Regions from separate parts of the Mus musculus genome. Here regions 2, 3 and 4 are each linked to region 1. Evidence: chromatin loops called from intact Hi-C (ENCODE). Cell type or tissue: left cerebral cortex. All regions are shown on one strand.

Region 1 (8,000 bases):
TACTAGAAGAGCTAGGGCTACAGAGAAACCCTGTCTCAAAAAAAAAAAAAAAAACAAAATGAATAAATAAAAATAAAAACCTTCATAAATGCATATAAAAATGTCAAATCAAGCAATTTTAACCTAAAATAACAGTACTAAAAAGGTTTTAAGATAATGAAATTTTCTAAATGTCTAGGCATGGCAGCACTAACTTCTAACTCCAGCATTTGAGAGGAGAGCAGCAGGTTTGAAAATACACTGGCCCACATGAGAACCTGACTCAAAAACTTAAAATCAAACAAACAAAAGTTTAAAAATGGATTTTTTTTAATGTGCACTGTGTTTCGCCTGCAATGTATATCTGCACGAGATGTGTCAGACCCACTGGAACTGGACTTACAGTTATAAGTTGCCATGTGGGTCTAGGAATTGAACCTTGGTCCTCTGGAAGAGCTCTTAACTGCTGAGCAATCTCTCCAGCACCCTAAGAGTGGATTTTAATACTCTATTACGTTAGAAAAATCTAACATATCACGTGGTTTTCGAAATTTCCTGCCTAACTAATGGGGAAACAAGAATACACTCTCTTAAAGGATCCTCTGCTTCCGTTAGCAACATGGTTTAGCAATAGAATGCTCATCTGACGTCGCTACGCCCTGGCTTCAGTCTCGATGTCTGAGATGGAAGAGGAGGGAGATCAGAAAAGGAGGGAACTTATAGTTGTGAACTCCTTGTTAGATAATATTCCTCTCACAGACAGACTCCAAAACTGAAATTGAGAATAAGGCTTATGGGAAGAAATGTGGACTGATAACTATTTTATCAATCTAATCCACACGTCACCCTTTGGTCAAAGGGTCAAAAATATTATCAGAAGTAGAAGAAAGAAGATGTACAGAAAGAAAAAAATGTTGTCATAGCCACCTGACTCATTTCTTCTATGTCAAAGGATTGACAATGATACTATAATCATTTTCTTCCTGCTATATTTAAAAGTGCATGAAAATAGTTTTATACTAAACCTTCTGAAGACAATATTGATTTGTATGTTATTTATACACGTTGTACTTTTATTTCTTACTTCCATCTACCGTGAGAAAGAAAAACAGCAAAGTTATATAATTTACTTGAAATCAGAAAAAAAGGGCTGGTGAGATGGCTCAGTGGGTTAGAGCACCCGACTGCTCTTCCAGAGGTCCGGAGTTCAAATCCCAGCAACCACATGGTGGCTCACAACCATCTGTAACAAGCTCTGATGCCCTCTTCTGGGGTATCTGAAGACAGCTACAGTGTACTTACATATAATAAATAAATAAATCTTTAAAAAAAAAAAAAAAAGAAATCAGAAAAAAAATTAGAGTTCCCTTAGGGAAACGGCTCCCAGTTCTCTTGCATGAGTCTACACTTCCTCACAATTCCTATCTTGCTGAAAAAGGACACACTGACTGAACATCAGGTAGAGCCTGTGGTTAAGCTAGCCAACAACCACATATGTATCTCTTAAGAGTAACTGGAATTACAAATGCTTTTTCAAAACTGGGCGTAGTGGTTCAAGCCCTTAATCCCAGCACTCAGAAGACAGAGGCCAGCCAGATCTAAAATTGAGTTCCAAGATATCCAAGTCTACAAAAAGAAACTGTTTTGAAAAAGTAAAAGAGAGAAGAAAAGAAAATTAAAGAAAAGAAAAAAAGGAGGCTTTTCATAATTATGGTTATAGTTGTTTTGCAGCTTACCAGACTTCAGATCACTGATTGTAACAGACACTGGACTATCACTACTTTGACAGGCATAAAGCACTGAGAACAAACAAACTTTTCTCATTTTCTTTAGGCAATCACCACATGACCATTTTATGTATATCATACCTTTGTGGAAGACACCTTTGGTCTAAGGAAAGTTTCTGACATTATAAACTTTAACAGTTCCCATCAGTAGCATACAATTTAGAGTATGTTGAAGTATAATTCACCTTGGGGAAAAAAGAAAAACAGCTCAAATTATTTAAAAAAAAACTGTAAATACAGGATTAATACCAAAATACATAATCAACCAAGAAATAAGGGCTCAAATAAAGATGTTAAAATCTTAAAGTAAATTTTAAATGATTACAATTTAATCAGATAATCTATCTATGATGGTATAATATAAATAAAAGCTGTTCATAAAAACTCAATGATGGGGCTGGAGAGATGGCTCAGCGGTTAAGAACACTCACTGACTGCTCTTCCGAAGGTTCTGAGTTCAAATCCCAGCAACCACATGGTGGCTCACAACCATCTGTAACAAGATCTGACACCCTCTTCTGGAGTGTCTAAAGACAGCTACAGTGTACTTACATATAATAAATAAATAAATCTTAAAAAAAAAAACTCAACGATGAATGAAACAGAAAAACCATATATTTGTGCACTTACCTTTTATTATAAAGAAAAACTAATCCCATATAAACATTTTTATTTTTATGCTGAAAATTGTATTTCATGTCATGCTACCAAGTACTGTGGATTTACAATTTAAGGGGGAAAAAATGAAATGAGACTCATTAGTCACTTTGGATAAATGTATATATTGGAAGGTGCACCCATCTATTTTAGAGTTGTAGGTACACACAAGCCCACACGCTGAAAACTTTGGCACCCAATAAAACAAATCATCTTCTCCTATCTAATTTAGGATTATGGCCTGACCTTTCAAAGGGACACAAAAACGTCTGCTTAAGAAATTATAGTTGTCGAAATGAAAGATGCTCAATGATCAGGGCTCTTTGAAAACAAGACTGACAGTCACCTCCTTCGATAAACAAACAACCGTCTCTGATGATATCAGGCTCGGGAAACGCGCCGGAGATAACGAGAACTTCAACACTACCCCTAGCCTATCCACCTCCACCTCACACACTGCACAGGGGACAGGGACACAAAGCTCACACGTCAGTCCTTAGGTGTTTCTGCAATCACCAGTGAGCGGAGCTGACACCTCGCACCATGGCTCCAGGCCAGGGCTCCTCACCTACATCCTACACCAGTCCAGACTGGAGGGCGGGCCGGGAAGGACACAGCCCAGGTATGCGTGAAGACACAGCTGACCTCACGCCTCTGGGATATTAATAAATCAAGCGGAAGCCGCGGCGTCCTTACTTTCCGGGAGCTGCGTCCCCTCGCGGGCGGAAAAAAGCGGAGAACCGGGGCTGTACTTCGCCACCCAGCCCTCCCGGCTCAGCCGCAGGCTGTTGGAGGGCCCGCCTCCTGGGGACCTTCCTCACGGACGGCGCTTCCGCGACGCAGCCAGAGGGGAGGGGCCGGCAAGCGAGCAAGGGACGTAGGCGTCCAGCGCACTGCCTGACCCGAAACGCAGGCGGGTCTCGGGGCCCGGCTTCCCACCATTAGATGGAAGCGTAGGACCCGAGGCCAGCGGAGTTCCTGGTGCGTGCCGAGGTAGGGTCTGAGTGCGTGCGAGCCCGGCGGAGGGCCTCGAGGGAACCTAGCCGCGTACAGGCGCACGAGACCGCCCCTCCGCACGCACGCCCGCCCTTTCCGGTTCCTCCCTGGCAAGCGCGTCGGGGCGGGCGCGTGAGCGGAGGCTTTGGCTGCAGGGGAAGGAGGACTATGAAGCTTCCGAATATCCTGCTCACCGGTTAGGGCGCGCAACGGGGTCGGGTCGGGCCGGGCCGGGGTTTGCCGAGGGCTGTGAGGTCCCGGGGGCGCTCCGCAGGCCGCGCGGCGTGCCGTGTCGGCTGGCGCGTCAGGACCCGGCGCTCGCGACCGTTGGGGTGGGGGGCGGGGGAAGCGGCGGAGGCGGCGGTTCGGTTGGTCAGACGCCGCGCCGAGGAGAGGGAGAGCGGCAGGCCGGCTCCTGCTCTCCCGCTGCCCCGTCGCTCCGCCGGACGCTTGGCCTTTGTCAATCTGGTATCTTTGCCTGGAGAACGGGCTGCTGAGCCTTTGTCGCGGTCGGGCTTGGGGTTTTTAAAAATCGAGGTGCGGTGAGGCAGTTTTTAGCCGTTAGGAGATGTGGTGATGGTGGGTACCCCAGTCTTTGGGCCTTCTTGGTCGTCACCTTCTTATTTTATTTTTTATTTTTAGATACCCCTTTGCTTTTGAGAAACACTTCCCGAAAGGTTTCTGTAGATGATTTTTGGGATGCTTGTGAAGAGACGTGACTAATGAACTGTTACTTTGTTCGGTTCGCGCCACGGGCTTTGTTGTTGTTTCAGTGTTAAGGTTTCTGAGCGTTTGTGGTGATCTGGAGCTGATCGTGGGTGGGACGTTTCGGAGCTTTAATAAGAAAGGTTAAGTTGTAGCGTTTAGTAGCGTCATAGGCCAGTTGTACAAAGATGGGATGGATATAGATAAAGATGCCATCACTTTACTGAAAAAAGTTCAGCTGCTGTTTTGTCAGGTAACGAATCAGGTGAGGTTGTTGTCTGTCTTAGCTCTGCAGGCTTTAGCTTTGAGATTCCTTAGGAACATTTTACAATATCTGATTTGCATGGCCAGACAGTTTCTTGGGGCTTTCAGATTCTGAAGCCAGTAGGCTGCAGAGAATGCTGTAGATCAGTTGGTAGACTACTCACTAGTAGGCAGGAAGCCCTGGAATCAGGTCCCCAGAACAACATAGACTAGATGGGGTGGCATATGTCTGTTATTCCAATACTAGGGAGGATGAGAAGTCAAAGGCCAACCTAGAACCGTGCCGGTTGGCGGGAGGGGGGAAAGCAGTGGGGAGGGACGGACAAGAGTTACATCATAAGAACTCTGTAGATCTGAATGGGAGTGTTGAATACAGAAAGGGTTCACGAGCGCTGAGTAAGAGTTGGGATTGATGTGTTCTTACAGTGGAAGTATATTTTTTTTGACTATAGAGACATGATTTTTCAGGATTTCTTACAATGTTCAAGTTGACATAAGTTTGAACATTATGCATTTGATTGTCTTAAGGGTATTAGCTATAAGCAGGGCAGTGGTGGCACAAGCCTTTAATCCCAGCACTTGGGAGGCAGAGGCAGGCGGATTTCTGAGTTCGAGGCCAGCCTGGTCTACAGAGTGAGTTCCAGGACAGTCAGGGCTACACAGAGAAACCCTGTCTCGAAAAAAAACAAAAACAGGGGGAAGTGGAGGGTATTAGCTGTAAAAGGAGAAAAGCAAACTATGTATAGTGTCATTTATAAGGGTATCTATGCTGTGTGGATATATACAGTGTGTATGTATACACTTACTTAAATACACACCAAGTATCCCTTAGATACACACAAACACATAGAAAGTTAAGTAAGAAACTGGTTTAAAGTAGCTCCCTCTGGGGAAGGTATTTCTGTTAGGGGAAATGGTAGTAATGGTATTGCTCATACTAAACTTTTTTTCCATTGAATTTTTTTTTTTAAGATTTATTTATTATATGTAAGTACACTGTAGCTGTCTTCAGACACCCCAGAAGAGGGCATCAGATCTTATTAAGGATGGTTGTGAGCCACCATGTGGTTGCTGGGATTTGAACTCACGACCTTTGGAAGAGCAGTTGGTGCTCTCAACTGCTGAGCCATCTCTCCAGCCCCATTGAATGTTTTTTTGGGGGGTGGGGGTTTGTTTGGTTTTTTTGTTTGTTTGTTTGTTTTGGTTTTGGTTTGGTTTGGTTTTGGTTTTTCGAGACAGGGTTTCTCTGTGTAGCCCTGGCTGTCCTGGAACTCACTCTGTAGACCAGGATGGCCTCGAACTCAGAAATCCACCTGCCTCTGCCTCCCCAGTGCTGGGATTAAAGGCGTGCGCCACCATGCCCGGCCCATTGAATGTTTTTTAAGCTTTTTATTAACGCAATAAGTGATAATAGTGTATTTGAGGTGCCTAATTTTTTTGTTTTGTTTTTTTGTTTGTTTGTTTTTTTAAGACCGGGTTTCTCTGTATAGCTCAAGCTGTCTTGGAACTTACTTTGTAGACCAGGCTGGCCTTGAACTCAGAAATCCGCCTGCCTCTGCCTCCCGAGTGCTGTGATTAAAGGCATGGGCCACCACGCCCGGCAAGGTGTCTAATTTTATGCTGGGAATTTTGTTGTTGGCAGGCAGAATTGGCATCAAAATTGCTGCAGTCCTATCCCTGGAGATTAGGATATAGACACTAGTAGACAGTAATTTCTGGAGAATTTTTTGGTTGGTTGGTTTGGTTTGGTTTTGAGATAGGGCTTTCCTATGTGGCCCTGGCTGTCCTGACACTGTGTAGCCTAGTCTGGTCTTGAAGCCCCAGAGACTCTCACCTGCCTCTGCCCCAAGTGCTGGGATTAAAGACGTACACCACCATACCAGGCTTTATATCAGTTAAGAACCTTAAGGGCAGAAGATGGCTGACAAATAAGTAGTATTTGAACAGTATTTTTCTGTGTCTAATCTTACAGGTACACCAGGGGTTGGAAAAACCACACTAGGCAAAGAACTTGCATCAAGATCAGGCCTGAAGTACGTTAACGTGGGAGATCTAGCTCGAGAAGGTAAGGGTCACTTTGATGTTGCGTTTTTGTTTTTAAGTCAGGTAATAGAGTGTTAGTCCTGCTAAGTGTTGCTAGAGGTCCAGAAAGCAGAAGGATCCTGGTAGTAAGCAGTTCTGTTGTGCTAGGGACCTGAGAAAGAAAAAGTGTCACATGTATAGCAGATAGTAGCATCACATGGTTATTTTGGACATTTTCCCTTCCCTAACCCAAAATAACTAGAATTGTTGCAAAGAGTAATAATTAGGAGAGTTTCTGTTAGGAGACTCGATAGATAAGATCTGAATATGAAGAAGAGGGAAAATGCTGTGTTCAGCAGACACAAAGGTTTGAGTGATTTTAAATGACTATACGAGACATACTGATCTCTCAGGAAGGACAGGTTACTGTGAACTCAAACCATTAGAACATGACTATGTTATTTTTTAAAAATCATTTTGACAGTTGCATGCCCAGACTCATTGCATATAAAGTGTGGTAGTTTTACTTATTTTATCCTGTTTTCCCCTAATCTTTTATTATTTAACTTATTTGTGTCATCCTTTTTATAGTCTACATTCAGAGAAGGAATTTAGTATTTAACCAAAGGGAGGTTTAAATATGCTTAATTAGAAAAAAAGGTTGATGTTTTGTATTTTAAATATATTTTTTAAAGTTTTAAAACATTTGAAAATTTTAAATTCCTAGCAGTTGCTACTGAAGTAACTATTTCGGTTTGATCTAATTTCCATATTTTTTTTAAATGACCTAAAGTCTGATCAGCGGATATCATGGAGTCTGGCAAGATGGCGTCTCCCAAGAGCATGCCGAAAGATGCACAGATGATGGCACAAATCCTGAAGGATATGGGGATTACAGAATATGAGCCAAGAGTTATAAATCAGATGCTGGAGTTTGCCTTCCGATATGTGACAACAATTCTAGATGATGCTAAAATTTATTCCAGCCATGCTAAGAAAGCTACTGTTGATGCAGATGACGTACGACTGGCAATCCAGTGCCGTGCTGACCAGTCTTTCACTTCTCCACCCCCGAGAGATTTCTTATTAGATATTGCACGACAAAGAAATCAAACCCCTTTGCCACTGATCAAGCCATATTCAGGTCCTAGATTGCCACCTGATAGGTATTGCTTAACTGCCCCAAACTATAGGCTTAAGTCTTTACAGAAAAAGGCACCTGCTCCTGCAGGAAGAATAACAGTTCCAAGGTTAAGTGTTGGTTCAGTTTCTAGTAGACCAAGTACTCCCACCCTAGGTACACCGACTCCACAAACCATGTCTGTTTCAACTAAAGTAGGCACCCCAATGTCCCTCACAGGACAGAGGTTTACAGTACAGATGCCTGCTTCTCAGTCCCCTGCTGTAAAAGCTTCTATACCTGCAACATCAACAGTTCAGAATGTTCTTATTAATCCATCGTTAATTGGGTCCAAAAACATTCTTATTACTACTAATATGGTATCACAGAATACAGCCGAGTCAGCAAATGCACTGAAACGGAAACGTGAAGACGATGATGATGACGATGATGACGATGATGATGATGAC
Region 2 (8,000 bases), 530 kb before region 1:
GTTCTTCTTGTTTCCACTTGGTTGATTTCACCCCTGAGTTTGATTATTTCCTGCCATCTACTCCTCTTGGGTGAATTTGCTTCCTTTTTTTTTCTAGAGCTTTTAGATGTGTTGTCAAGCTGCTATTATGTGCTCTCTCCCGTTTCTTCTTGGAGGCACTCAGAGCTATGAGTTTCCCTCTTAGAAATGCTTTCATTGTGTCCCATAGGTTTTGGGTACGTTGTGGCTTCATTTTCATTAAACTCTAAAAAGTCTTTAATTTCTTTCTTTATTCCTTCCTTGACCAAGGTATCATTGAGAAGAGTGTTGTTCAGTTTCCACGTGAATGTTGGCTTTCCATTATTTATGTTGTTATTGAAGATCAGTCTTAGGCCATGGTGGTCTGATAGGATACATGGGACAATTTCAATATTTTTGTATCTGTTGAGGCCTGTTTTGTGACCAATTATATGGTCAAATTTGGAGAAGGTCCCGTGAAGTGCTGAGAAGAAGGTATATCCTTTTGTTTTAGGATAAAATGTTCTGTAGATATCTGTCAGGTCCATTCGTTTCATAACTTCTGTTAGTTTCACTGTGTCCCTGTTTAGTTTCTGTTTCCACGATCTGTCCATTGATGAAAGTGGTGTGTTGAAGTCTCCCACCTTTATTGTGTCAGATGCAACGTGTGCTTTGAGCTTTACTAAAGTGTCTTTAATGAATGTGGCTGCCCTTGCATTTGGAGCGTAGATATTCAGAATTGAGAGTTCCTCTTGGAGGATTTTATCTTTGATGAGTATGAAGTGTCCCTCCTTGTCCTTTTTGATAACTTTGGGTTGGAAGTCGATTTTATCAGATATTAAAATGGCTACTCCAGCTTGTTTCTTCAGACCATTTGCTTGGAAAATTGTTTTCCAGCCTTTCACTCTGAGGTAGTGTCTGTCTTTTTCCCTGAGATGGGTTTCCTGTAAGCAGCAGAATGTTGGGTCTTGTTTGTGTAGCCAGTCTGTTAGTCTATGTCTTTTTATTGGGGAGTTGAGACCATTGATATTAAGAGATATTAAGGAAAAGTAATTGTTGCTTCCTGTTATTTTTGTTGTTAAAGTTGGTGTTCTGTTCTTGTGGCTGTCTTCTTTTAGTTTTGTTGAGGGATTATCTTCTTGTTTTTTCTAGGGCGTGGTTCCCGTCCTTGTATTGGTTTTTTTCTGTTATTATCCTTTGAAGGGCTGGATTCGTGGAGAGATAATGGGTGAATTTAGTTTTGTCGTGGAATACTTTGGTTTCTCCATCTATGGTAATTGAGAGTTTGGCTGGGTATAGTAGTCTGGGCTGGAATTTGTGTTCTCTTAGTGTCTGTATAACATCTGTCCAGGCTCTTCTGGCTTTCATTGTCTCTGGTGAAAAATCTAGTGTAATTCTGATAGGGTTGCCTTTATATGTTACTTGACCTTTTTCCCTTACTGCTTTTAGTATTCTATCTTTATTTAGTGCATTTGATGTTCTGATTATTATGTGTCGGGAGGAATTTCTTTTCTGGTCCAGTCTATTTGGAGTTCTGTAGGCTTCTTGTATGTTCATGGTCATCTCTTTCTTTAGATTTGGGAAGTTTTCTTCAATAATTTTGTTGAAGATGTTTGCTGGTCCTTTGAGTTGAAAATCTTCATTCTCATCCACTCCTATTATCCGTAGGTTTGGTCTTCTCATTGTGTCCTGGATTTCCTGGATGTTTTGAGTTAAGATCTTTTTGCATTTTCCATTTTCTTTGATTGTTGTGCCGATGTTCTCTATGGAATCTTCTGCACCTGAGATTCTCTCTTCCATCTCTTGTATTCTGTTGCTGATGCTGGCATCTATGGTTCCAGATTTCTTTCCTAGGGTTTCTATCTTCAGCGTTGCCTCACTTTGGGTTTTCTTTATTGTGTCTACTTCCCTTTTTAGGTCTAGTATGGTTTTGTTCATTTCTATCACCTGTTTGGATGTGTTTTCCGGTTTTTCTATAAGGACTTCTACCTGTTTGGTTGTGTTTTCCTGTTTTTCTTTAAGGACTTGTAACTCTTTAGCAGTGTTCTCCTGTATTTCTTTAAGTGAGTTATTAAATTCCTTCTTTATGTCCTCTACCATCATCATGTGAAATGCTTTTAAATCCAGGTCTACCTTTTCAGGTGTGTTAGGATGCCCTGGACTGGGCGAAGTGGGAGTGCTGGGTTCTGATGATGGTGAGTGGTCTTGGTTCCTGTTAGTAGGATTCTTACGTTTACCTTTCGCCATCTGGCTATCTCTGGAGTTAGTTGTTATAGTTGTCTTTGTTTAGAGATTGTTCCTCTGTTGATTTTGTTACCCTCTACTAGCAGACGTGGGAGACTAGCTCTCTCCTCTGAGTTTCAGTGGTCAGAGCAGTCTCTGCAGGCAAGCTCTCCTCTTTTAGGGAAGGTGCACAGTTATCTGGTGTTTGGACCTCCTCCTGGCTGAAGATGAAGGCCCAAAACAGGATCTTTCCCAGAAGCTGTGTTGCTTTGGCCAGGAAGGTGGCCGGTTTTCTGGAGCCGAAGATGTCACCGCCTCCTCATTTTTTTAAATTGCAGGTTTTTGTGGTTTTGAGACATTGTTTCAGTGTTCTGTTGGGTAAATATCCCCTAATTTAGCTAAGGCACTCTGCCTTTTACCAGCTCAGTAGGATGTGTTTCCCAGATACTCTGTCCATGTCCGCAGCTGGGAACATTCTCTTAACAAACGATCTACACCCACATCACTATCAGTGTGCCCCTGGTCCAATTTTATTTTGTTAAATCCTGGAACACAAGAACCCACAAATCTCACTGGGCGCTTTTGGGATGCCCTATTGTCTATGCCCTATTCCAAGATCCCCTAAATTGTAGAAAACAGTGGGTTTTGCCAGGCTGTGCCCTGCCCTGGGAGAGTCCATCATAGTTTGAGACAGGGGCTCGCTGCAAACCTCTGACTGGCCTGGAACTTCGTATGTAGACCAGGCTGGCCCCAACTCATACCTGCTTGCCTCTGGAAACTCCACCCTACAAGCAGCTTCTGACTCCATCTTGAGGGAGGTGACTGAAACCTCTGGGTACACCAGAAATAGCACCATCTGCCAGGACTTATCTAGTTTTTTGTTTGTTTTCTACAGGCTGATAGGTGGCTTATTCCTGAGTCAATCTGTAAATTTATTGGGATAAATCAAAACTATGGTGGCACATGGGATATCGAAATTCTATCAGGAAAATCAGACTCAGGAATTTACCAGATATGCCAGATGAAGGAAATGGTCGACTCCCCTTACCTCAACCTTGGGCCCATTACAAAACAGACACCTAACACTGCAAAAGGCCCGATACCAACCCATCGTCTAATAATTGGTGTGTGCATCAAGAACCAGCAAACACAGGATGCCCTTATTGTGAAGGTTCATCCCAAACTCGGGAAGCTGAGGTAGCAAAGGCCAGCCTAGGCTATATAGCGAGGCTGACTTGAAAAATGAAAAGAAAAGGGCTGGAGGGAGGAAAATAAATTGGAAGAAAACAGAGGGAAAGGTTAAAAAAAAAAAAAAGAACTAGAAGACAGGTGGAGGGGAGAAAGAGAAAAGACAGATGTGGGAGGAGTGAGTTGGAAGCGTGTAGGAGGTCTCTGGCTGCCTCCGGGCCACCGTACTCTTCCGGTCCCAGAAGCCCCATGACGGAAGTCGTCATTGAGTGAGCCCGGCAGCGTCCGTGGTAGCAGGCCATGGCGATGGGCAGTGGCGGAGCGGGCTCCGAGCAGGAAGATACGGTGCTGTTCCGGCGTGGCACCGGCCAGGTGAGGTCGCGGCTCGGCGCTAGCACTCGGAGCGCTGCCCGAGACCGAGGCGGTGCGAGCTCGGGCCACATCCGCAGGCGGCTCCTGGTGCAGCTCGGGCGCCGGCGAGGCTGTGAGCCACGCTTTGGTCCTGTGTGACTGTGAGGGGATGTGCAGGAACGGGGACAGGCTGGCTGAAGCAAGGCAACCAGATAGGAGCCATTGGAAAGCTCCAGATTTAGGTCAGGATGAAGATGTTCACAGGGACTTTAGACTAAAATGCTGGTTTTCTGGATCCAGTTTTGTAACCGGAAAGACCAAGTGTTGCAAACAACAGTTGATAAAGTTTGAGAGAGAGGGATAACTAAAGTTGCCCGGAGTAGTTGAAAGTTGCTATTGACTGCATTGCATTCAAATGTATACGACAGCAGATCCGAGGCAGGGTTGGTGGTGCACGCATAATTACATGCACAAACACTTGGGAGATGGGGGCCGGAGGGTCGGGAGTTCAAGATCCTCGGTTACAGCGTGAATTCCGGACCAGCCTAAATTACAGGGAGACTGTAGAAGTAAGATAAACACTGGTAAGTACGAGGGCAAATCAGAGCCAAGTTGGTGGACTGTGCATGTGATCAGTCCCAGCTCCTGAGGCAGGAATGTGAAGTTGAGTCTAGCCTGGGAAACAACATACTCCATCTAACGAAGTTTAAAACATTAGGACCTCGGTCGTCTTATGGTATGGCAACTGATTTCTGCTTGGGGCTTGGGGTGGGAGAAGAGAATTCTGGGCAGCTTTGGGCAGTGCTGCATTTCCTTCTTTGGGGGACAGCCCAGCAATTCCTATTCTGAATAAAGCTTTGCCCTTTGTCCTCAGGGGAGCCCTGGCGGTCTGGTTCTCTCCTTAAAACCACAAGGTTCCTGTGCTAATTTGTCATCGTGGTAACTTCTTCATGCCCAGGGTGATGGGTCATGTTTACAATCTCAGGGGTAATCTTATTGATTGCAGCTTCTTTCTTGTTGCTGTTTTGTTGTTTTGAGACAGGTCTCACAGGGTAGCCTTAGGAGACTTGGAACTCTCCATGTAAGCCAGGCTGGCATCAAACTCAAGGAGATTGCCCCGTCTCAGCCCCCCCTCCCGCCCCCATTTGAATCAGGGACACATTCCATAACCTAAATTGGCCTGGAATTCAATATGCTAGACTGGCCTGGAGCTCTTGGCAACCCTACTGTCTCCAGCTCCGGGATATTGGGATTGTAGATTATAGATATGAGCCATTTTAATTTGTAGTTCATGGTTTTGTTTTTGTTTGTTGGTGTGCTTGTTTGTTTGTTGGGATAGAGTTTTATGTTGTAGTCTATGCTGTCTGGGAACCCACTATAGCCCAGACCAGTTTTGCCTTGGCAGTCCTCTGCTTCTACTGAGTACATTGAGGCTTTCTTAGGTGCTAGGATCTCTGTGTTCGTGCGTGGTGACTTTCTAGAAATGTATCTGCCTGTAACACACACTCTGAGTGTCTGGGCTGTAGGCATTGCTGGGGGTTGATCTAGGGACTTTGAGCTACTTCCCCAGTACTTCCTATTATCTGTTTTTTATTAAGCACATCTATCTATAACTTATTTTTTATTTTTTCTCCCTCTTCAGAGTGATGATTCTGACATTTGGGATGATACAGCATTGATAAAAGCTTATGATAAAGCTGTGGCTTCCTTTAAGGTATGAAATGGTTAATCATTTTTTTCCTTATTTCCTCAGGTCATACATTTTGTAAAGAAAGAGAGAGAAGAAAAATAAACTTGAGCACATTGAGGCTTTCTTAGGTGGTGGGACCTGTTATGTTAGAAAGTAGTGACTTTTTAAAAATATATCCCTCCATGACACATAGATCTTATTTATTTATTTATTTATTTATTTACTGTTTTCATAGCATGCTCTAAAGAACGGTGACATTTGTGAAACTCCAGATAAGCCAAAAGGCACAGCCAGAAGAAAACCTGCCAAGAAGAATAAAAGCCAAAAGAAGAATGCCACAACTCCCTTGAAACAGGTGATAGATTGATTTAACCAGGGTCCTGCCCGGCCTGAGGGGCGGCATGCTGCTTCTGTTTGGAGTGTCCCAGAGCTGTGGATGAATTAGCAAACGCACACATACACACACAGGCGTGTGCGCACACACATGTGCAGGCTGGGCATTAAAACCAGAGCTCTCTGCATTCTGAGTATGTGCTGTGTAGCTGATATGCAACTCAACCCCCCCCCCCCCCCCACACACACACACAAGTTCAACAATTATAAAAATTACTAGGGTAACTCAAAACTTGTGGTAACTGGGTCTGCTATTGAAAGCAGAAGACCTGGGGGTATAGTGTACCAGCAAAGTACCTGGCTGGTTACAGGCCCAGCCTGTGTGCCTGTGTGTCCCTGACCAGACCCACATTGAGTCAGCACAAAACCCTATAGACTAGAGGTCTCATTCTCTCCTCTCTTCTTTTCTCTCTCTCTCTCTCTCTCTCTCTCTCTCTCTCTGAGTTTTTTTGTAAAGTGAATAGTTTGATGCCTCCTTCCATTCATTATTTCCAAAGGGAAAGGGTGTCTACATTTGGTGAACACTTGCTTTTCTTTGACTAAGAACACTGGATTTGTCATACACGTTTGGTCTCTTTTGTTCTTAATGACACGTTTCGGTGGTGGAATACATTATAGCCATTCATCAGGCCGGGAAAAGGAGATGCAGGTGACTAAGAACAGTGTTTATAATGAAGTGAATGGGAGGACTGGAATTACACTTGGAGAACTGGGTTATGGTTTGTTCTTTTCAGAAGAAGGAATGTTGCGTGTCCATAACTTTCTTTTCTTTTGTAGTGGAAAGTTGGTGACAAGTGTTCTGCTGTTTGGTCAGAAGACGGCTGCATTTACCCAGCTACTATTACGTCCATTGACTTTAAGAGAGAAACCTGTGTCGTGGTTTATACTGGATATGGAAACAGAGAGGAGCAAAACTTATCTGACCTACTTTCCCCGACCTGTGAAGTAGCTAATAGTACAGAACAGAACACTCAGGAGGTGAGGCCCCGAAAGATGTCCATTCCTGAAAGTGGACACTAAGTAAGGAAAAAGCATTAGAATCAGTTGTCACGTTGACGCACGAAGGCGTTGAATGACATTCTCATTCTCTCTGGTTCTCCTTTTGCTGGAACGCAAGGTCGGGGCCATAGGAATGCTTGTCGGTGCCCTGCCTTTGCATAATACAATGTTTCCTTTTCTTTTTAAAGAATGAAAGTCAAGTTTCCACAGACGACAGTGAACACTCCTCCAGATCGCTCAGAAGTAAAGCACACAGCAAGTCCAAAGCTGCTCCGTGGACCTCATTTCTTCCTCCACCACCCCCAATGCCAGGGTCAGGATTAGGACCAGGAAAGGTAAATGTTCTGTTGAGAAAAATATATATGTAGGCAGGAATGAGTGTGGGGAGCCTAACTCTTCATTGAGTAATGGATAGCTTTCCTGTGAACCAGGAGCTTCCGGGCCTGCGTCTGGAAAGAGGAAACGCACAGTGAAGTAAGAGGCTCCCTGCACTGCCATGGCTGGCTGGCATGTAACTGGTACACTTTCCTTTTTACAGACTTTTATGACACTATAGTGTGTGCATGAGGACCACACAGAGGAAGGAAAGAGCTGCTCTTATAAGCTGGCTTCTGACTTCCACACATCCTCGTTCCTCCATCTATAAATGATGGGGGATTACAGGAATGTGCCAGCCACCACACCTTGTTTATCCCAGAGCATAGTACAGGGTTAAAGTGTGAACACTTTGTATGGCTCTTTTGGTTGTAAGTAGTAGAAGTCAACTTAAGAAGAATTGTATTATAAGCTAGGTTATGGCTAGAAGAACCTTAACTAGCTTGTTGTGTTTTGTTGTTTGTTTTGTACTAAGTAGCAGTATTTTCCCTTAGAGGGCATGGTATTTAGATAATTCGTGCATGTTTGTGTGTGTGCGCGTGCATATGTGTGCTGTATGTGGGAAGGAACTAGTGCCAGTGGCAGCCAGAGGTCTACACTGAGCATCTTCCTCAATCACTCTCTACCTTATTTTCTGGGGCAGATCGTGTCAGTGAACGTGGAGCTTGCTGGTTCAGCCAGCCTGGCCTGCCAGAGCCCCAGGGATCCTGTCTCCATCTCCCCAGTGCTAGGGCTAAGAATATGTTCTGCCTTGCCTTGTTGCTATGTGGGTGCTGGGGACCCA
Region 3 (8,000 bases), 550 kb before region 1:
ACGGATTGATTCCCAGCACACACCAGCCAAAAACAAACAATAGGAAGAATTTTTTAGTTAAAAACTCATCAAGAACCAATAACCTGCTGGGCCCTAAATAAGAAATACTTTTCCCCCACTAACTCCTTAGTGAAGAGAGATTGGCAGCCTTGGGAAATGAAGCAAGCTAGGTGGCTCATCTCCAGACCTTCTTCAACATGGCCAAAGACCTGGCGAATGCAAAAGAGGCCTATCCTGAAGACTATGCTAAGGCCACCTACGACACCACCAAAAACAGATTTATGATGTCTGCCTTCCACCTCAGGCTAACATTAAAGAATTAAAGCTTTGTTCATGAAGCACTTGTGATCCAAACTACACCATTACCAATGAAATAGGGCATAAAAACTATATTCCTTTATATCACATTATAACACATAAGAAATAGAAATTACACTACTGCCCAATAACTAAAACAAGAAGCCTCTTTAGCTCTAGGAGATAAAGAGGGACACCATTATCATCCTAGAGAGCAGTTACTTGCATAGGCTTAGACCCAAATGTATCCATACTTATTTTGTTAGAAACTTTATCTTTAAGAGATAATACAAATGTTATAAATTATTCAACAAGCTTCTGAACATGAAACTGTACTCTAAAAGTGGCATGTCATTACATACCCAATGAAACAAAGCATAAATGAATTTTACTTACGTCATTGGATTGTTATCTGGAAGGTAATATATGAAGTCTCTCATAGTCATTTTTGAACGATCTGGTGGCCTCTGGCTTTCATTTGTAGAAAATTTGTTTTTCCATTGTTTCTATATACAGAGATTTTATAAACAGATTAACTTCAGATGCACTAAACTCAAATATACAACTGAACTATCAGAAGGCTGGACTATAGGAAGGCTGGGTCAGGAGGATGGCTTGGATTGTACATAGCAAGGCTGGGTCAGGAGGATGGCTTGGATTGTACATAGCAAGGCTGGGTCAGGAGGATGGCTTGGATTGTACATAGCAAGGCTGGTCAGGAGGATGGCTTGGATTGTACATAGGAAGGCTGGGTCAGGAGGATGGCTTGGATTGTATATAGCAAGGCTGGGTCAGGATGGCTTGAACTGTACATAGCAAGGCTGGGTCAGGAGGATGGACTGGACTACAGTTCACTCACTTACCTTCTCCTTTCTCAGTTCCTCTTTCAACATCTCCCTCAGTTTTCGGGCCTTATAGATTCGGTATCTGTCTGAACACGGCTGCTTCTCTTTAGCTGGAGTAGGGTTTGGCTGTGGTGCATCGTGATCAACTGTAGATAAGGGGCGACTCTGTGAGGGGGCACTGCCAGAAGGCTGAACAAGACTGGATGTGCTTGACACTCGCTTTCTTCTCTGTGAAGAAGCAGAGGACAATGTGCTGGACTCTGCAGCATTATTTTTGTCACCAGTCTTTTCATCACTATTGGAATTAAAAAGAAAAGAGACATCATGACTCATCTCTTTTATATATTAGTTTTAAGATAGCAAGGTCTCACTGAACAAAAAGAAAAACAAACATAAGAAACAGTAACTTTTCAGAGTTATGTTGATTATAACAGAGTTGCAATAAACATTTCTTTAAAACCTTCTCAGCTTTAAATGATAGCTCATACTTCCATTCCTAGCACTGGGGCTAAGGGAGACCGACTGCCATGAGTAACTACAACCAGCTTGAGCTACCTACTAGGTAAGACTGTCTCAAAACAAACGAACAGAGACTAGAGAGCTGGTTCTGGGCTTAGGTGCACGTCTACTTTTCAGACTTCCCAGCTCTGACATCAGGTGGCTCACAAACACCTGTAACTCTGACTCCAAAGATCTGACACTTTCTGGCTCCTGCACACATGTGGTATTCACAAACACACATGAATCCTGTTTTTAAAAGAGGTAAACAAATTATCAATACAGTATATGTAAATTCTAAGGAAAATTGTTATTCTTTTTCAAACTTAGTTCCTAAGCACAATAGAAAACATTAACAATATGCTGAATTCTTTGAAGTACCAAAAAAAACCAAAAACCCCCCAAACACAAAATTAAGTCACAGAACAAAGCTTAGTAAGCCAATTTTTAATAACTAGATAGAAAATTGGATTTTGTTTTGCTAAGTGTCTGTAACCTCAATACTCAGAAGTGGAGGCAGAAGGATTGGAAGTTCAAGACTGTCCTCAGCAACACAGTGAGTCTGAAGCTAACTTAAGCTACATGAGACCCTAGCTCAAACAAACAAAGCATCTAATCACTTTAAATCAAATATTGGCTATAGTACAGATTAGATATAAATCGCTCAGAAATGGAGCTGGAGTCATGAACTCAAGGTTAAGAGCACTGGCTGCTCTACCATAAAACTTGGGTTCAATTTCCAGTACCCAGATAGCCGCTCACAACTGTCTATAACTCTAGTTCCAGGAGATCCAAAGTCTTCTAGTTACCATGGGCACCAGGCATATGGTGCACTGACACACACAAAGGCAAAACACCCATATACATAAAACATTTAGAAAGTGTAAGAAAAAGCCCAGCACGGTGACGCACTCCTCTAGTCACAGCACTGGGGAGGCAGATACAGGACTGAGCCCAGCTGCTCTACAAAGAGAGTTCCAGAGCCACCAAAGTTACACAGTGAAACCCTGTCTCAAAATAGAAAAGGAAACAAACAGACAAGAAAAGGAAAAGAAAGAGAACAGGAATATAGCTGACTAGAGTTAACATTTATTTCTAATAATGCACTATATTGTGGTAGGATAACTTGGTTGACAACATTTTTTAACACAAGAGAGTTATTAAAAAGATCTAGGGGCTGGCAAGATGGCTCAGTGGTTAAGAGCACTGACTGCTCATCCGAAAGTCCTGAGTTCAAATCCCAGCAACCACGTGGTGGCTCACGACAACCCGTAATGAGATCTGACTCCTTCTTCTGGTGCATTTAAAGTCAGCTACAATGTACTTATGTATAATAAATCACTGGGCAGTGGTGGCGCACGCCTTTAATCCCAGCACTCGGGAGGCAGAGGCAGGGGGATTTCTGAGTTTGAGGCCAGCCTGGTCTACAGAGTGAGTTCCAAGACAGCCAAGGCTACACAGAGAAACCCTATCTTGAAAAACCAAAAATCAATCAATCAATCAATCTTTGGGCCAGAACAAGCGGGGACTGAGAGAGCGGGGTTGACCAGAGCAAGAGGGGCCAAGTGGGGTCCAGAGCAAGCAGAGCAATTCCCAACAACCACATGAAGGCTCACAACCATCTGTACAGCTACAGTGTGCTCACACATGTAAAGCAAATAAATAAATCTTTATTTTAAAAAAGTCTAGAATGAGCTGGAGAGATGACTCAGTGGTTAAGAGCACTGTTCTTCCAGAGGTCCTGAGTTCAATTCCCAGCAACCACATGGTGGCTCACAGGCATCTGTAATGAGATCTGATGCCCTCTTCTGGAGTGTCTGAAGACAGCAACAGTGTACTCATATACATAAAATTTAAAAAAAAAAAAAAACCTTAACAAAATATATAATAATAATGATCTAAAATGCTCTTTACACAAAGAAATAATAAACTTTTAAAGTGATACCATTAACATGACACATTGTAAATACATATTGAAATAACACATTGTACACATTGTACTCCATAACATGTACAATTACTTTGTATTAGTTGAAATTTAAAATGTTAAAAAGGAAGTATAGGGGCTGGAGAGATGATTCAGTGGTTAAGAGCAAGGCTGTTCTTCCAGAGGGGCCCAGGTTCAATTCCTAAAACCAGCAGAGCAGCTGTTTGTAATTCCAGTTCCAGGGTAACCAATACCCTCACACAGACATAAATATGGGAAAAACACCAATGCACATAAAATAACAACAATAATAGATAATTTTAAAAGGAAACAGAATGAATAATTTAAGTGTACTTTTATCATATTTTATTAGTTCCATATAAAAACAGAAGCTGCTTTAACATATAACATTATCTCTTTTAAACTCTCTCCTTAAAGCTGAAGATAGATAAAACTCAGGCTGACATGCTCGAGGCCCTGAGGTTCGGTCCCTAGAACTCTAGTGTAGCTCTTAGAATGTAACACATCAATCACTGGCATCTTATATGTTAAATGTATACTCCGTTGGTTTCTACAACTAGCAAAACGAATGAATGCTCTCATCAAATAAGGAACAAGGACCAGGGATGTAGTTAAGCTGGCACAGAGCCTGAATGGCACGCAGAGCCCTGGCTTTCATACTCAGCACTACATACACCAGGCATGATGGCACATATCTGTAATCTCAGCATTCAGAAGGTAAAGCAGGTGGATGAGAAACTTAAAGGTGTCTTTTCATGCATGGAGAGTTCTAGGTCAACCTGAGCTAGATGAAACTCTACCTTAAAAACAACAACAAAAAACTTGGTGGGCCTGGTGGCTCATGCTTTTAATGCCAGCACTCAGGAGGTAAGAGACTTCCAGCAAGTCAAAGCTACATAGTTAAATCTTGTCCCCCCCAAACAGACAAACTATATGTGTGTATGTATATACACATTCACACATATAGTTTATATGCATAGTATATGATGTACTCTAATTGTCAACTAAAATATTCTCAAGCATGTCTCAGGACTATGGCCTATGGGAATTTATAAAATATCAATCATTATGCCTTCCTATATAGTTAACAAAATTTTCCAAATTTGGAGCAGTGACCAATACTGGTATTTCTATTCTAAGCAGAAAATTTTCAAACAGATCCAAGTTTAAAAAAAAAAATGTTGAAATCATGGTGCATAATTGGAATGCCAAAATAACACACAGCACAAACTCTGATTAACAGAAGAAATGCTGTTACTATGCAAACATAAATTGTACCATCTCCCTGTCACTTAATGTGATTACTTACTGGCTTTTTCCTCTGTATATTATAAAACACTACAGTCACCATATTAACCCGTCACATATTTAATTTGTACCATCACCTTTCTCCACTGTTTTGTTTTTTGAGACGGGTTCTCACTATGGGGCTGACTGTCCTAAAGCAGGGTGGCCTCTGCCTCCCTATTGCTAGGACTAAAGTTGTGACACCATACTCGGTCTCATCACCTTTTTTTGAAAGTAATCAAATTTTTTTTTTTAGTAAATTTGGGGGAACTATTCTACCATGTGGCATGTAAGGCAGTTTATGTAATCCTATCTGATCTCACAATATTGTCCTAAAGGAGGTACTAACTTGACACCAGGAACAAATTTTCTCTGAGAACAACCTACTTAAACTTGCTAAGCTAAGTAGGAGCGTCCTAAATTCAAATGTGGTATTTGTCACTAAAGCCAGGCGTCTTGATTCAGGAAACGTAGTTACAATAAAGAAGTATGCACTCGAACCAAAATAAGTAACCTAAGCCTCTTCCCTTTGACTCAGGGGCAGGGCGTTTACCTAACACTCCATGAGGCCTTGGGTTCAACCGCATCACCGCGTGGAGGGAGGAAAAAAAATCAGCACTGGTGCTCTCCTTTCAAAAATAAATATCCACAAAATGAAAATCCCAAAGTGCTTTCAGTGTAAAGTACTCCAGGACAATTAATTAAATTTCCAAGTGATGGTGCGTCTACATTCTTGACTTCAAAATCCTTAAGCCTGGATTCCCATCTCTGTAAGATAAGGCAAGACACTGTCTCCTCGGGAATCTTAAGATCGTGACAGAGTCATAGTAGTCGCACCCTCAGATCACGGAATAAAACTACAACTAGAAGTGGTTTCATCCAGCTCAAATCAAAAGCTTGTTGCAGGAGAGGTGCTCCGTGGTAAAAATCCAACAGCTCAGCTTGATAGAAGACCTTACCTGCTCCCGGGAGCCTGTTCCTGGGGTTCTGCTCCCCCGGAATCCACTGCAGGCACATCTGTGGGCTCCGCTGGCTTCGGAGCTGACTCGGTGGCAGGCTCCGGAGGCCTGGGAGCCTCTGGTCCACGCTGGGGATTGGGAGCGGCGGAGCCCCTGGTCCCTACACCAGGCCTGACATTTGGCTTCACGCTAAGGCGTGCCCTGCGGAACATGGCGGAGCCAGGGGGCCGAGAGCGGCGGCTCCGCGGCCGCGCTCAGCCCAGAGCCCCGGCCGCTGCCCGCAGGCTGACACTCTCACCCTCCCACACGTCCACAACCACCAGTCCAGCGCTGGCTACCGCAGTTTTGCGCCCCCTCCGCCTCCTCCGCTCTCCCGCCACCGCCTCCTCTTCATGACCCTGCCACACTAAAAGCTAAGTTTCTCCTCCCCGCGTCCCGGCTCGCGAAAGGCGCCGGAAGCAATGCGTAATCATTCGGCGCCGACGATGACGTCAGACTCCGGGCGCCGGGAGCCATAGCAACTGCAACGCTCTGTAGCTTCGGTTACCTGTAAACCAGAGATTTTTTTTTTTTTTTTTTTTTTTGATTCGAAGACAGATATTCTTTCCTTTGTAAGACCTTGGGAGTTGTTGAAAAGAGAGAGCGGAAGCAGCTGAATCCTCCAGGTCAAACTTTTTTTTTTTTTTTTTTGGGGGGGGGGCCGTTTCGAGACAGGGTTTCTCTGTGTAGCCCTGGCTGTCCTGGAACTCACTCTGTCGACCAGGCTGGCCTCGAACTCAGAAATCTGCCTACCTCTGCCTCCCAAGTGCTGGGATTAAAAGCGTGCGCCACCCCTGCCTGCCCGGCTCAAACTTTTAATTTCTCGCCAGTGGTGCTAGGGTTTGAACCCAGGATCCCTCACAAACCCTGCATTCTCGGCATGCACACTGCCATGGAACGTCCATCCCCAACCTACTTAACTGAATCTTTTATGAACTATTAAGGAGTTTTCGAGAAGAGTCAAAGTGTGCAAGAATGCAGAGCATGGTGGTGCGTGCCTGCAATCCCAGCACTGGAGAAACCGAAATAAAGAGGTCACAAGTTCCGAGCCCTGGACTATCTGACAAGACTTACCTCAAAATTACAATAAGATAAAATAGTATGAGAGTAGTGCCTTAGCACCAGTGCATCCCCAGAGCATAGAACCTGTTTGTTTTAGGGTTTTTGAGACAGGGCCTCTTATAGCTAAGGCTGCCCTTCAACTCTTGATCCTCCTGCCTGCACGGGCTCAATGTTGAGATTACAGGTATGTATAGGCTACCATACCCTGCTAGGAAAAAAAAAAGTTTTAACTATGAGTATGGAGAGAGCGAGTTTGCGGGAGACTGAAAAGTTACAGGTAGTTATCAGACTCCTGATGCTGGTGCTGGGAACCAAAACTAGGACCTACTGGAAGAGCAGGAAATGGATCTACTGAGCCATCTGTCCAACCCCCAACCTCCGCCAAGAAATTTTTAATTGAGTAAAAAAAAAGGTTGAAATTCTGTGTGAGGAAATCGCAAAGAGAAGCCATGAAACACTTCACAGGACATCCACTATATGGGCTTTTGTACACTTTAAAATAAAAACTGTCAAAAATGATTATACTCCACATTTTGCACACGAATGTTGCAAAATTTATTGCTTCCAGAGATATCAACGGAGCAATAAATAAGACATTGTATGTTACAGAGGAGAAAATACAAAATAAATGAACAAGATCAACAAGAATATATTAAATATGATGAGATTTCAAGGGTGATGGAAGAGTCCTGCGGTACTGGCAGTAGGGCAACTTGACAAGGAAAATAGGTATCAGATTGCAAACCAGCCTCTGCTACATGAAACCTTTTCAGAAGAGAGAGAGAGAGAGAGAGAGAGAGAGAGAGAGAGAGAGAGAGAGAGAACAAACACAGGAAACCTGAAGAAGGTGGGAGTGCAGTTTAGTACTGAGCATCAAATAGATGTAGATGCTCACGACATCTCAAAATGCCAGGAGTAATAATAGCACATGCTTGTAATTTCATCACTCCAGAGGCCAAGGCTGAGACAGGGGAACTACATGAGTTTGAAAACAGCCTGTTCTAAATAGCTAGTTCCAAGCCAGCTAAAGTTACAGATCAAGACTTCATTAATAAATAAGTATTT
Region 4 (8,000 bases), 160 kb after region 1:
TTGTCGAGGCATAAATTTTAAGATCTCACTGTGTGCCTGAGCTATGAATGGTACACACTGCCCAATATGCAGTGTTTGTTCTACATACACACACTTATGATAAAGTACAAGTCAGGCCTAGGAGACTAAAAGCAAAAGTAATGGAATAGACCCACTGCAACAATGCAATGCACCAAAAAAGCCAGAGTTCTTCTGACCATCTCCAAAGTGCTGGGATTAAAGGTATGTATGCAATCACTTAAAACCTCAAATTTAGAGCTGGGTGTGGTGGCGCACGCCTTTAATCCCAGCACTTGGGAGGCAGAGGCAGGCGGATTTTTGAGTTTGAGGCCAGCCTGGTCTACAAAGTGAGTTCCAGGACAGCCAGGGCTACACAGAGAAAGAAACTCTATCTCAAAAAAACCAAAAAACCAAAAACCTCAAATTTATTTAAAGGATTTTTCATTTAATAGACCATGATAAACTAGTTACCAAAACCACAGAAAGTGAAACAGTACATAAAGGAGACAGTGCACTAAGAATGAAGTTATGCTGATCTAAACAAAATTTAAACTATACTATATGGTAACTAGCTAACCTTGGTAAGGAAAAGCCGTCCAAGTGGAAGCTTAAACAGGAGAAGGAAGACTTACTGTCAGCATGTTTGTGTCTAGTTCCGGAGGATCGATCAGTCTAGCCACTGATTCCATAAACACAAAAAATGCTATCACGATCAGAAAAAGCCCATTAATAAAGCCAGAGAGAATCTCTATTCGGCCATACCTAAAAACACATAATATTTTTTAGAAAAGAAATGACAAATATTTTAAAAATATAAACATTATAAGCTTATAATAAAAAGTGAGGAAACAAGCCCAGCTTTTTATACTAATACTGTAAAATTATCAAAATTTAAAATACGAATAATAGTAATATTAAAAATAGTATTAAACATTGTAAAATTTTATATATACAAAATCCTTCTTTATGCCCTACTTACAAAGAGCCTTATCTAACTTTTTAGCAACTGTTTCTCTCTAAACCTCTAATATGTACTGTATCTTTCAGGGCACACAGATTCTGTCTGTACCAAAACTATTTGTATATTTGGTTCATTCAGTTTTCAAAATATAAACAATTAGGTCTGGAGAGACGGGCCAGAAGTTATGAGCAATTGTTGTTTTGCACCTAGGGACTCAAGGATCTGACGGCCTCTTCTGGCCTCTGTGGGTACTTGGCATGCATATGGTACACACGCACACACACACACACACACACACACACACACACATGCACGCACGCACACACACGCACACACACACACAGTGCAGCCAAACACTCAACATACAAAACAAAACAGAAGCCACACAAGATTTCCAAAATATAAACAATCAATTATGGGTGGATTTATTAGAGTACGTCTTACTACAGTTATTATAACATTTATTGAATTACTGACAATAATGGAGGATATTTTCATATATACTCACTTCAAATTTTGAATACTTTTAACAAGGATAATAGCTATGGATATTTCATGGCCCCAAAGAAACATGGTGAACAAAAATGCACACATCTTTGGTGGTATTTTTTTCTTTTTGCCTCTTAACAGATGTGTTAGGAAGAATAATCCTGAGCTATTGCCATTTAGTATTAATCAAATGTGTAGCTTCAATTCCCTATCAAGTGAAGATTTGAAATTATCTGTATTGGAAGTAATACAATTCTGTTTCTGAAGATGGACTCTGCACTGTAATAAAGAAACAGTGCCCTGGGCTGGTGAGATGGCTCAGTGGGTTAGAGCACCCGACTGCTCTTCTGAAGGTCCAGAGTTCAAATCCCAGCAACCACATGGTGGCTCACAACTATCCGTAATGAGATCTGACTCCCTCTTCTGGAGTGTCTGAAGACAGCTACAATGTACGTACATATAATAAATAAATACATCTTTGAAAAAAAAAAAAAGAAAGAAACAGTGCCCTGATAGCAACCTACCCATAGGAGAAAATCCGGGTGGCTTTCCAGCGGCTCATCAGGGCAGCAAACAGTCCCATGACCAAAGCCGAGCAGTCAAAGAGCATGTGAAATCCATCTGAGATCAGGCCTAGACTGTTGGTTAGCACGCCATAGAACAACTCCACAAAGGTAAAAAGCTGAAAAGAGGGTTAATAGATTATGGGAGGAGCACATCACTGCAGAGAATTATTAGATTTTAATCATAACAATTTAACCTCTACCCAAACCTTCTTTGAAGATGTGCTTAAAACTTTAATGCTGGAAACTGTATTTCATATAGATTATAAGTAAGCAAGCTAGCCAGATTTAGGCATTTTACAAACTAAAAGGCAGTTGTTTGATTTGTATGTCTGTCGAAATCAACAGAAGAGGCTCTAAAATGTCAGCATCAGTGGTATATCCTGACATCCTATTACGAGGCAGCTCTGCCTCTTACAAGCTACTACTGATTTAACACAGAATTTCTACAATACTGCAAAGATTGTTTGCCTTGTTTGAATAGGATCATTGTTACCAACTAGAGAAAAATGTAAACTCAGCAGAAACTTGTAAAGTACTAAAATTACACATCCTCTCAAAATAAAAACACCGTGCTTTAAAAATATAGCACTGCTATTTAACAATCTTACCAGATTCAAGCACAAGAAGTAAAAGATCTGCCTAGAGTCGCTCTCCTCGAGAACCTGCTTTAGTGAGTCCTTAATGAACCTAGGCACCGACTGAGAGCTGTGCTGAAAAGCGTCCCCCATGAAGTGATAGAGTGGTGTTCCTTCAGGAGAATATCCAATAAGGGTACCTTTCTGTCCTCTCTTAGAGGGAGATGATAGAATGTTGGCCGCTACAAAGAGAAAAAAGAGAATGGTATGCATGTTTTGAATGTTTAAGCCACCAACACGGTCACTTTCTAAATTGAGTACTAAATTGTAAGTGCTCAACAATTTCTAAACTGAAGGCTTAAACATCAGAAACCATAAAAGTAGATTAATGAAAATAAAAATTTGGGCAAATGCTTACACAAAATGAAGAACACAGCGCTCACTACCACTCCTCCAGACAGGACGTGCTCTGTGCTCTCCTGGTGTGCTGCTCTGTTCATAGCCCGGAGTTGGTCTGTTATTGGGTGTGTCCAGAAATTTCCAAACAGGAGGGCACTAATAAAAATGGGAAAGGACCCATAGCGGGCACATTTGGACACGTCCATTTTGACTGAACAAACAGAATCCATATAGAAATCCAGGATCATGACAAAAAAGATGACTGTGGTGAAAGGCATGATGAGAGAGAACCAAGACTCAACCTTACTCTAGAAGAGAAAAACACAAACACCACAACCCACAGTCAGTGTTCTACAGAGACAAAGCTCATCAGCGTATACACAAACAGAAATACTCAGGCTCAGTATGAGTCACAAAATGCCAGCATGTAAGAGTCACAAAATAGTGGTACATTTTCCCAGGGTTCTCCAGGGTATTAACAACAAACCCCCACTGTTGCTGAATTTTATAAATAATAAGTAGCCAAAATCTCTGAGTTTAAGATTAACTGAGTTTTCTTCACAGGTGCCTTTGGATCATAAGAATGTAAATTATATGCAAATATAAGAGTATTTGACTTACACTTTTATAAACAATTAAAATTAACTCCAATGGGGGGGGGGACTAAAGAAAAAGCAAGGATAATTTAAGCCATTGTCAGTCTTAGATTAAAAAAATTTGGAACTAAGCCAAGTGGTGGTGGCAGCACTTGCCTTTAGTCCCAGCACCTGGGAGGCAGAGGTTGGGGCCGCCCTGGTCTATGGAGCAAATTACAGGACAGCCAAGGCCACACAGAGAAAACCTGTCCCATAAAGCCTGAAAAAAATGTCTGAATTGAAATTTCTTTCCAATAGTAACTCACTTTACTTGTTACCAGTAACTCTCAGCCTTACCTCAGTCGTCACAGAAAGAACAATCACCCATGGGCACAGGAGAAACACAGAAACAAGCTGAGATAAGGCCTGAAGGCGCTTAGCTCCACCAACATCTATAGAGAGCTTTCTGGAAGCCGTATGAAAACCAACTTTACAACATAAAGCCAGCACCAGCAAGAGTACTCCACCCTATGAGTGAAACGACAAAAGTCTCATTAAAACCACACATACTGTCTGTCATACTCATCTCCCTACAGATTTACGTTATTTAAAATTTTGAGACGAGCCTCACTATGCAGCCACAGCTGGCTTAGAACTTGCTGTGAAGCCCAGGGTGACCTCAAACTCAGAGATCTGTCTGCCTTTCTTTGTTTCCTAATATGGAGGACTGAACCAAGGACCCTGTACATGTTAGGCAGGCACTCTACCCACTGATCTACATTCCTTGCACTGTGTTATGTGTGTGTGTATAAAATGAGTCTTTGCACGTGTGTGCACAAGCGTAAGTGCACACACCGGAGGGCAGAAGAGGCCAGAGACCTCCTGTAACTGGAGTTACCGATGGTTTTCAGGTGCTGGGAACAGGTCCTTTTTGTAAGACCAGTAAGCACTCTTAACCACTGAGCCATAGCTTCAGCCGCCATTGTTCAATTCTTGAATATATATCTGAAGCAATGGAACTATTTCCCCAGCCCCTTCCCATACCCTCAATTATTTAATTATGTAAATGACAGGCAGTGTTTTGTATTTAGTAGTAACCTTAGCATCGTAACTTTATAGTGCTAAGGATCTGTGCTGGTTTGCCCAGGACAGGAAACACTCCTATCACTGAGCTATGCACTCTGTACTTGGTAGGGCTGAGAAACAATTATGCTCTGATAAATTTTCATGTTTTAAAAGTGTCATGTGAACTGGGCGTGGTGGCACACACCTTTAATCGTAGCACTTGGAAGGCAGAGGCAGGCAGATTTCTGAGTTTGAGGCCAGCCTGGTCTACAAAGTGAGTTCCAGGACAGCCAGGGCTGCACAGAGAAACCCTGTCTCGAAAAACAAAAAAAAAAAAAAAAAAGTGTTATGTGTACAATGTTTTGTCTACATGTATGTCTGTACACCACCTGCATGCCTGGTGCACTGGTTCCCCTGGGACTAGAGTTACAGATGGTTGTGAGCTGCCATGTGGGTGCAGGGGATCAAACAAGTCCTGTGGAGAACAGCAAAAGCTCTTAACGGCTGAGCCATCTCTTCAGCCCTGAGATAAGTTAGTTTAAATATAGTTTTTGGACAGTATTGATGATGTAGCCCAGGCTGGCCTGGAATTAGAGATCCTCTTGTCTCCTCAGTGCTAGGAGTAACAGCATGTGTTAGGTATAAATGAAATTTAAGAATTATAGACTCCACTGTGATGCAGGTTTAGAGGTAAAGGTAGGAGGGTCATCTCTGGCTACGCATCAGGTTCTCGACAGCCTGGGCTACACAAGGTCCTGTCCCCTGCCGCAGACCCTATGCCTGAGTAGAAAAGAGTCTCTAGAGTAGATGGGCAAGATTAGGATGGCGTGACAGACAGCCAAACACGCGAGAATGGTGTTGGATCTGAATGTAATTTTCCAGTCGAGCATCAGACTTTTATAATACAGAATAAATTGCAGAACAAGGCACATTGAATTTTTCTAGGTGCAAAAGGAGTGACTTCAAAAGGAACCAGATAAATGTATAACACTAGAGATTAGCACAGATGCAAGGGGAGTGACTACAAAGGGAATTTGTAGGGACCAGATAAATGTTTACATTAGAGATTAGCACTTTCTGCCAGGCAAGAGTTTTACACAAAGAGTTAAAAGCCTCAGGGTAGTTAACTCTTGATACGCCTCAAGGCTAATGTAGTGTCACTGACCCCAAAATTCTCTAGGCCTTGTTAATTCTTATCTATATCTGGAGACTGCCCATTTTCAGTATAGTATACTAATTTGCTCTTGGCATGGAATGTAGTCTCTAATACAAATTTCTATTTCAGTGAGAATATTAGACTCTATTTTCAGACACTAAATTAATGGCTAGTGCTTTATTAGCTACTGAATGGGTTAAGCTCCTTGCTGCTATCTGGAGTCTAAGAACACTGGGAAAAGGCTTTAGCTATGTTAGAATACAATCTTAGAAGGCATTTACTATAAGGTAATGCTTAATAGAGTGCACGTGAATCTATACACTAGACTAATGCGGGAATGGAAAAATTAATTTTATGGTTTATATAGATTAGGGAGAAAATGCCAGGCCCCCGGGAAGGGAGTTTCCTTGAAACCCTTTGCTTCATGAACCAGCTTCCCAGCTTTCGCTTTGTCAAGCTGACTCCACCAGAGTGCCGTGACAGTCCCCCACTCTCCCAAGTTATAGCTGCTGTGACCTTCCAATCACATTTGCAACAAAACGAACGTACCTTGTGATCTGCCACCCCTAAAAAGGCAATGGCTGTATAGAGCATGTGAGTTAGAGCACTATCATGATGTCCTTCCGCTGAGGAAACTCGAGTAAAGGAGAATACTCCAAATCCCAACCCCCAAAGCGCAAGTCCCATGTAAATTCTAGCTACTTTGTTTCTAGCTACAAACTAGTCTGGGTATGGCAAATTCAACTATCCTTAGTAGCATATTACTCTTGAAATCAAAACAATTTAATTCTAAAAATATAATTTATAAATTGGAATGGTCTATAGTTCTTTCATTTTTTTGTCCTTTTCCTCCTGTTGGCTTTTGAGCCAGAGCCTTAAAACACAGCCAAAAAGACTCTTGAACACTAGCCGGCCTGGCTTCTATGAGTACTGTTGCCTCCACCTATGACAGAACTTGAGGCGGTGAAAACATTTGGTTCTTAGCCTACAAGATACACGTGCAGGCACAGCATCTCCTTGGTCTACTCATGTCCCACAGAACCTAGGCTGCATCTTCAGTCTTGAACTTGCCGTCTTTACAGAGCAGGACCACACAGGCCCCAGCAAATTGAACAGCCATCAGGAGGGTGTGTCCAGAGTTACATGGATCAGAAGCAACCTGGAGCTCATCTCAGTATAACAAAGTAAACTTATAATATACAGTAAACTGCTATCAGCTTACTAATAAACTTCAGGATACTAAGTATCAGTATCAGAAGGAAACTGGTCCTGTGAGGACCGCAGAACAGACTAAGGTGCACGACTGGGAAAATCAGGGAGGTCACAGAGTAGAGTACAAATACTTGACTACAAGTTGGGTTCATGGGGTTAGCCCAAGCTGGCAAGAGTACTTAGGTAAAAACCAGGACAAGGGATTTAAACGTTTTGTTGTCTTCTAGCATCAGGACATTGTAAAATATGAGCACTGTAGAGAACAATGAGTATATTCTAAATATTCAACTTGGAGTGAATTTACTCTTTACTTGAATCATGATTAAGTATGTTAACATGAATCTATGGAAGTGACACTTGTGTCTGTTGAGTTAAATTTCTTTCCACCATTTCTCACTCAGCTTCTATTTTTCTCCTACACTTTAGGGAACTCCAGTGTGGTGCAAAAGGATACGGTGTTCAGCCATCTTTGCCATGAGATCATCATTGTCGAAAAGCAGTAAGCAGATCACAGCAATAATGAAAAAAGCAGCCCCTCTTGTCTGGAAGAGAAGAGAGAAACGATGTTTTGCTCTGTAATTGTAACAGTTAAGTCCTAGCATGATAATACACAAATGCCAGGAAAATGGTTTTCCCTTTTCTTTTTGAACAGGATCTCATTAGGTAGCCCAGGCTGGCCTTGCATTGACAATCCAGAGTGCTAGGAGTACAGGCATGTTACCACCAAGCATGGCTTGAGAGGAACATAAAAACAAAACAAAACAAAACAAAAACCCCAAAACAAACAAAAAAATCCAAAAAACCCCATATCGATATTAAATGAAAAATGACAGCTAACATTATCATGTTTATATAGGTTTATAGTATAACAAATAGGAAGCCACAGAGATAAATTCTTCAGATTATTTTAAGAGCAGTTAAGACATACAATGTTAGCAATGTACTTCCTTCTAAATGTGAGCAGGCATAGTAATATCAACAAAGCATTAGGGGCTACAGAGA

Evidence for each region. A loop is a pair of places that touch in the nucleus more often than their neighbours do. Peaks named below come from ENCODE experiments on the same cell type or tissue, not always from the same donor. Only the 100,000 strongest peaks of a DNase experiment are listed, where the experiment ranks them.
Region 2: a loop joins it to region 1, with 3 times the contacts of the local background. A loop is called at or near these places in 7 of 42 quality-filtered maps.
Region 3: it touches region 1 in a loop (5-fold over the local background); 11 of 42 quality-filtered maps call a loop at or near these places.
Region 4: a loop joins it to region 1, with 2.7 times the contacts of the local background. A loop is called at or near these places in 3 of 42 quality-filtered maps.

Annotation. Positions count from the first base shown.
Region 1 is chr13:100,647,831-100,655,830 of GRCm38, forward strand. Rad17 (RAD17 checkpoint clamp loader component) reads right to left here and starts at 3,231. Exons shown (of 17, transcript NM_001044371.2): 1 at 3,120-3,231; 2 at 1,848-1,951. The coding sequence starts at 1,889. It overlaps Ak6 (adenylate kinase 6), which reads left to right and starts at 3,513. Exons shown (of 5, transcript NM_027592.3): 1 at 3,513-3,615; 2 at 6,361-6,453. The coding sequence starts at 3,588. It overlaps Taf9 (TATA-box binding protein associated factor 9), which reads left to right and starts at 3,513. Exons shown (of 3, transcript NM_027139.5): 1 at 3,513-3,615; 2 at 6,361-6,453; 3 at 7,204-8,000. The coding sequence starts at 7,221. In left cerebral cortex, a CTCF peak has its summit at 3,154; DNase peaks (open chromatin) are centred at 3,267, 3,719 and 4,177; H3K4me3 peaks cover 2,569 bases; H3K27ac peaks cover 1,309 bases.
Region 2 is chr13:100,121,186-100,129,185 of GRCm38, forward strand. It overlaps Smn1 (survival motor neuron 1), which reads left to right and starts at 3,670. Exons shown (of 9, transcript NM_011420.2): 1 at 3,670-3,780; 2 at 5,402-5,473; 3 at 5,685-5,804; 4 at 6,620-6,820; 5 at 7,030-7,176. The coding sequence starts at 3,709. In left cerebral cortex, no CTCF peak of the experiment used is centred here; DNase peaks (open chromatin) are centred at 3,051, 3,313 and 3,652; H3K4me3 peaks cover 1,639 bases; H3K27ac peaks cover 532 bases.
Region 3 is chr13:100,097,793-100,105,792 of GRCm38, forward strand. Bdp1 (B double prime 1, subunit of RNA polymerase III transcription initiation factor IIIB) reads right to left here and starts at 6,278. Exons shown (of 39, transcript NM_001081061.1): 1 at 5,835-6,278; 2 at 1,161-1,437; 3 at 694-803. The coding sequence starts at 6,046. In left cerebral cortex, a CTCF peak has its summit at 3,455 (motif pointing left); DNase peaks (open chromatin) are centred at 2,507, 5,886 and 6,299; H3K4me3 peaks cover 2,738 bases; H3K27ac peaks cover 710 bases.
Region 4 is chr13:100,810,674-100,818,673 of GRCm38, forward strand. Slc30a5 (solute carrier family 30 (zinc transporter), member 5) reads right to left here. Exons shown (of 16, transcript NM_022885.2): 6 at 7,453-7,540; 7 at 6,336-6,412; 8 at 3,923-4,093; 9 at 3,010-3,298; 10 at 2,625-2,833; 11 at 1,975-2,132; 12 at 633-762. Among named protein-coding and RNA genes, the nearest start is that of Slc30a5, 19 kb to the right of the region's middle. In left cerebral cortex, no CTCF peak of the experiment used is centred here; no DNase peak of the experiment used is centred here.